Regions from separate parts of the Homo sapiens genome. Here region 1 is linked to region 2. A link is a contact called in ENCODE Hi-C or POLR2A ChIA-PET data. All regions are on one chromosome and are shown on one strand. The core of a region is the stretch at or near the end of the contact, and the rest is flanking DNA. Distances in the headings are between cores, read along the strand shown. Region 1 holds the start of ALMS1-IT1 (ALMS1 intronic transcript 1). Region 2 holds the start of FBXO41 (F-box protein 41).

Region 1 (3,147 bases), core at 197-2,696, 170 kb before region 2:
CATCTGACATTTATTTTACTTGTTTGGTTGTTATTCATATACTCTTCCTTAATGTAAGCTCATGATGAAGAAATGTTTGTCTATTTTGTTCAGTGGTGTGTCCTCAGGCTATAGATGAGGATGGCGCATATCAGGCATTCAATATGTATTTTTGGAATGAATGAATAAATGTCCAACAGTAGGGTAGTGAATAAATTGTTATGTTCATACAATGGGATATTACATACCTGTGAAATTATGCTTTTAGAGAAGTTTTAAAGGGAAATCCTAATATATTTAAGTTAAAAAAATAAAAGGTCCAAAACCGTACACAGTGTGGCCAATATGGGTTCCCTAAGGACAAGGCATATCTAGACAAACACTATTTCGCAACTACTCAGTTAATAGACTGAAAAAAGTCAATCATAAGATGGTGAAACACAAGATGGTTGAATGACAGTATAGTGAAGTACTCAAAATAGGTGTGAGAGTAATCTTATTCAAAAGTTTTAGACCTTTTTTTTTTTTTTTTTTTTGAGACAAAGTCTCCCTCTGTCGCCTAGGCTGGAGTGCACTGGCACAATCTTCGGCTCACTACAATCTCCACCTCCCAGGTTCAAGCAATTCTCCTGCCTCAGCTTCCCGAGTAGCTAGGATTACAGGCATGCACCATGACACCCAGGTAATTTTTGTATTTTTAGTAGAGACGGGGTTTCACCACGTCGGCCAGGCTGGTCTCGAACTCCTGACCTCAAGTGATCCACCCACCTTGGCTTCCCAAAGTGCTAGGATTACAGGCATGAGCCACCGCGCCCAGCCAAAAGTTTTAGACTTTTTATCCATAGCCCTTAGTAAACATTTTTATTGCTAATTTGGATAAAAATACTTATCAAATATATAAATGGCACAAAGCTGAAAGGGATATTTTAATAAAATAAATGATCAAATTTGATTAAAAATCATTCCAATAGGCTTGAACACTGATATAAAAGCAATAAAAAGAAATACAGGAGAGTTAAAAAGTATTACATAGGGCGAGGCGTAATGGCCTGTAATCCCAGCATTTTGGGAGGCCGAGGCAGGCGGATCACTTGAGGTCAGGAGTTCAAGACCAGCCTGGCCAACATAGTGAAACCCCATCTCTACTAAAAATACAAAGATCAGCTGGATGTGGTGTCATGCGCCACTCACACAGCTGTAATCCCAGCTACCCGGGAGGCTGAGGCAGGAGAATCACTTGAACCTGGGATGTAGAAGTTGCAGTGAGCCAAGATCATGCCACTGCAGTCCAGCCTGGGCAATAAAGTGAGACTCTGTCTCAAAAATAAGAAGATTTTTAAAAAAGTATTATATAGATACAAGAAATGAGAATAGGAATCTTGGCAGCAGTTCATGGTTTTTGTTTGGTTTGTTTTGCTTTGCTTTTTTCCTACAGCTTTAAGTTTTGAAAGCAGTACATGGTTTTTTTTAATGCCCAATTATGCTGTGACCATTAAAGATCTCACAGTACATTGACAGAAAGAGAATTACTGAATATACTTCATGCTGGTCAGATCAGAAGTGAAATTGTGTTTCATCTAATTCAGGACACCTTATTTTAAGAAAAACACAGACAAACCAGAGTCTACCCAAAGGAAGGCAACTTGCTTGCTGAGGGATCTGGAAATATGAACGCAAGAAAATAATTTTTAAAAATAGGGAAACACAGATCACTGAGAAAACTATGTAATTTTAAACAAATGATGCTAGGATAGTGCTCACTTTGGCAGCATATATACAAATGGTGCTAAGACAACCAATTGCCCATTTTATTATTCTTATTATTTTGTCAATTTTGTTTTTCACAAGCATATACGTAAAACCTAAAATCCAATCTAATTTGTACTTTTCAAACTTTTCCAAAATTGAGATAATCCAAATAAACTATATCACTGGAGAATAGTTTTCTAAGAAACTTTGTATGAATCAGGCCATGAAATCCTTGCATGATAGCTATATCAATTCTTTCAGGATTAATAATAGTAATAATAGCTGCCAGTTACTGAGTACTAACTAGACATCACACGTTCTACTAAGCATTTTATAGGCATTATCTCACATAATCCACACCAAAACCCTCTACGATAGGCATTATTATACCCTATTACTATGCAAAATAGCAGACAAAATGCCTTATCCACAGGAGAAAGAATAAATTATCATGTAATCACACACTGGAATACTGTACAGTAATAAGGAACAAATGAAAACTCTGCACATCTACATAGAAGCAGCTCAAAACCCTAACACTGTGTGAAACACCTAGTTCTCAAAAGAATATGTATCATATTGATTCCATCTTAGAGTTCAAAACCATACTGAAGAGAAGGAAAATCATTATATATCAAAATAAGAAATAAAAAAGATATGACTGGGAAAGGAGAAACAAAGAACTTCAACAGTATTTGGTAATGTTCTATTTCTCAAGCTCGATAGTAAATATATGGGAATTATTTTTACTTGCTGCTATTCTTTACATAAATGATTCATATATGCTCTTTTCTACATATGAAATAGTTAATAGAAGGAAAATATGTACTATTAAAATGAAAGCCATTTATACATAAGCTATTATAGCTGTGTACTCAAGTATTTAAAATAAACATTTGAAAATAGCTGGATTTCAAGATACCACTTTCAAGAGAAAATAAGGGTGACATTTAGTCTTCTCTGTTCTTAAAAAAAAAATTGATAAAACAAGCAAATCAGTTCTTATTTTTCTAAGAAGATAAATTTTTCAAAATATGAATTTGGAATCAATAAAAACAACATATCTAGACTGTAAGAATCTAATACTTATATCTTAACTTTTGAAAAATTAAGATGCCTGCCTAGGCACAGTGGCTCATGCCTGTAATCCCAGCATTTTGGGAGGCCAAGGCAAGAGGATCGCTTGAATCCAAGCGTTCAAGACCAGCCTGGGCAACGTAGAGACCCTGTCTCTGCCAAAAATTTAAAAATTAGCCGAGCAGGGCGGTACACACATGTGGTCCCAGCTACCTGAGAGGCTGAGGTGGGAGGATTCCTTGAGTCTAAGAGTTCAGGGCTGCAGTGACCTGTGATTGCACTGCTGCACTTCAGCCTGGGCAACAGAGCAAGACTGTCTCAAAAACAAAACCAAAAAAGGCT
Region 2 (3,113 bases), core at 149-2,648:
GAGCAAATGATATGCATAAAAATTATTAGCATGATGCTTGGTGCCTGGTTAATAGGAGCTGTTATCGTTTGGGTATTAGGAAAAGTGATTTCTCATTTGTCCAATCTCAGAAGACCTCCGCGAGGAGGAAAGAAATTCAGGAGCTACAGAGAGGAAGAGAAGATCGAGAGAGGGGGAATTCAACCTGATTGGCCACTGTACAGCCTCTGTCCTTATTAAGTTTGCCATTCCCCCAAAGCCACTGACAAGTTTACAAATTATCCTTCCTGATACTGAATGTCCCAATGCCTCTGCCTTCACAGGAATGGGATGGGGGTCAAAGAGAATTCCCATGAGCCCGAGTTACTGGAATCCTGGGACTAAGTTGGGTTTCTGCTCTCCTGCAACCAGATTGCCCCTCAAGGCACATGTGCACAGCCCTACCCAAGCACCACCCTCAGGCTGAAATAACACTTCCCCCTCAAGGCACATGTGCACAGCCCTACCCAAGCACCACCCTCAGGCTGAAATAACACTTCCCCCTTTTCTCATCCAAGCCTCAGCTCTGCTCTGGCCTTGGTTGCCTCCAAACCCTGTGTGGTTTCTCAGCCCCACTGCAGCCCTGTGGACTTCCTCCAAGCGTACGACAGCCAGATTGTTTCTGCCTCACCAGCTTGGTAGGCCTTAGGCCAAAGGTGGGGCCGTCTAGGTGCTCCAGTCCCAAGAAGCCTGGCTGCTATCTTAGCCAAATGGTGGGAGTGGGTAGGAGGGAACCAGGGACCTGGAGGCCTTTTCCTCCTCCTCTAGGTCCGGGATGGGATTTGTGATGGGTACACGTGTTCCTAGGCGGCTCTTTAAGAGCAGAATTGGGTCTCCGGATGGGGTCCAGCAGCAGTTCCGCGGGTTCCCTAGGAATGCCCAGAGGGGATCATCCCAGGCGGTCTCCGCGGAGACCAAGCATCTGACCCGAGGTCGCCGAGTGCACGACCCAGGCGCGCTGCCCATGAGGCCGCTTAGGGACCGTGGCGCATGTCTCAGGAGTAGCGCCTGCGCCCGCCCCCTTCCGGATTCACAGAACCACCCACCCCCGGATTTGCCCCCGCGTGGAAGCAGGCCCAAGCCAGAGTGCTAGGGTTAGGGCGGAGAGGCCCTGATTCAAGGTGGGCAACAGAAGCCACAGCTGGAGGTGCCCAGGGCGGGGAATGCACTGGGCGGTGCCGGGAGCCGGGAAGACTGGGACCCGGGAGGAGCGCGGCGCGAGCCATCCCTACACCCCTAGGGCGGCGCCGAAGACCCCTCCCCCATCGAAACCACCTTGAGCGGAAAACGTGGGGTCCCGGCGCAGCCGCTGCTGGGCGCATCTGCCGCTCCCCAGCTCACTGGAGAGCCCGCCCCGGAGGAGGGGCCGGCTCCGCCCCACCTCGGTGCTGCCTCCCTCCCCCTTCCCTTGCTTTCCTCGGCCCGCGCGCCCCCTCCTCCCCCTCCTCCTCCTCCTCCTCCTCCATCCTTCCTCCCGCCGGGTTCGTGCGCCCCTCCCGCTGCGACTGGCTGGGAGGTTCGGCCGCCCCCGCCCCGAGAGGGAGGCGGGGGCGCTAGCCGCGGCGGCCACCCAAGGCTGCGGAGGGGAACGAGATCCGAGGCCCCAAGGCGGCCCTGCGTCTGGACCGGGCACGCGGGGGCTCTTCTGCGTCCCCAGCCCTGGGCCGCTGGGCCTGGCCTCGCCGCGGGGTGGAGGAGGTAAGGGCGAGTCGCGGGCACGCTGCGGGACTGCTCCCGGAGAGGGAAGGAGGGAGGACCCCAGCCACTGTCCCTTCTTCCCCTTCCGGCTCCTTCACAGCCCTCCGGAGGCCCGCGAGGCCGCCCAACGGGGAGGGATTCTGGGCAGGCCAGACCAGAGGCAGGGAAGGGGTTAATTTAAGAAATTAAAATCAGAACGTTTCGAGACCAGGCTTCCCCTCCCCCCTCTCGCCTGTCGCTCCCTGAGCCAGGTTTTGGGGCGGGGGCGGGCTCCAGAACCCCACTGGGACTCTGGACCTTGGAGAACAGGGGCCAGAGGGAGGGGGGAGGGGAAGCGCCCTGAAACCCCAACCCTCCCTACCGGTTTCTGAGGGGCTGGGGGAGGGGCCTGGTGTTGAGGCCTGGCTGGGCACCTGTGCGGGTGTCTGTGCGTGCCGGTGTGCACGTGTGATAGTCTGGAGGTGTGCATGTGTGTGCACGCATGTGTCTGTCTCTTCACATCCAGTGCCTGTACTGGTGACAGTGCTCACAGTGTCTCTGAATGTGTGCGCCCCTCCGCATTGCCTTGCATGTGAGTGTGTGTGACACGGGGCCTGTGTGCACTGCCCACAGTCGGCCAGCGAGTACTGTGTGGGCCTGCTCTCTCCTTAGGTCTCTCTGCAGCGAGGGGCCCAGATGGTTTTCTGGGTATGGGATCCAGGTTCTGGAGCCTGTGTGTGACCTTGGGAGGTGTATGCCTGTTTGCAGGAGCAGGAGAGTAAGGCAGGGCTTAGAACAGAAAAAGCAGTGCCAGGGCTGCTAGAAGGCAGAGGACTGGATGCATTGACCCCTGAGGGTCTTCGCCAGGCTGGAGTGACTACTCTGGGAGGTATACATGTTGGGGCCACAGCCACAGGTGTGGAGAGCCAGAGCCCCAGCCTTCTTGGGGGACTCAGAGGGATTTATAGAGGCAGTGGACATTCCTTTACTCCCCACCCACAGGGGCCTAATAGGGGTATAATGGGGACAACTCCGGCTGCCTCCCCCATCCTTAGGATACCTCCACCTGCTGGCAGATGCCTCCTAAAAGTACCGAGCTTAGAGCTTCATTTCTTTGGCTTGTAAATCCATCTGTTAACATCCAAACCTTCCTTCCCCATTTCTGTAATTTCCACCTTCTCAGCCCCTTTTCTGCATGTGGATTTTATATGGAAAGAGAGGGAAAGAACTGTTGGGCCCTGAAGGCCAAGTGGGATGAAGAGAGAAGATGCCATGAATGTGATGGGGAGGTGGGGACCGGGAGGCAGGGCCACCAGAAAACAAACTCTATTACCTTCTCAATTTTGCCTGATCTGAATTTAACAGAGAAAGAGACAGACACAGAGAGGGAGTTTGGTGATATCCACACAGTTGTTTCT

What was found. Hi-C counts contacts between places; a loop is a spot of excess contacts on that map. ChIA-PET counts read pairs that join two places held with the same protein, here RNA polymerase II (POLR2A). Pooled maps may share reads with other maps.
Region 1: a map with no recorded cell type shows a loop between it and region 2 (2.3-fold over the local background). The contact joins the promoter of ALMS1-IT1 here to the promoter of FBXO41 in region 2. A Hi-C loop is called at or near these places in 6 of 37 single-sample maps with no recorded cell type and 5 of 50 pooled maps. POLR2A ChIA-PET finds 5 or more read pairs at or near these places in 2 of 52 experiments (T-cell and activated CD4-positive, alpha-beta T cell).

What each region holds. Positions count from the first base shown.
Region 1 is chr2:73,455,402-73,458,548 of GRCh38, reverse strand. It overlaps ALMS1-IT1 (ALMS1 intronic transcript 1), which reads right to left and starts at 1,446. Exons shown (of 2, transcript NR_046762.1): 1 at 1,223-1,446; 2 at 1-608. The region is part of intron 9 of ALMS1 (ALMS1 centrosome and basal body associated protein); the gene reads right to left.
Region 2 is chr2:73,282,763-73,285,875 of GRCh38, reverse strand. FBXO41 (F-box protein 41) reads left to right here and starts at 1,398. Exons shown (of 13, transcript NM_001371389.2): 1 at 1,398-1,716. LOC124907840 (a long non-coding RNA gene) reads right to left here and starts at 1,342. Exons shown (of 2, transcript XR_007087013.1): 1 at 1,294-1,342. RefSeq lists silencers at 372-421, 432-611, 1,342-1,751, 1,772-1,861.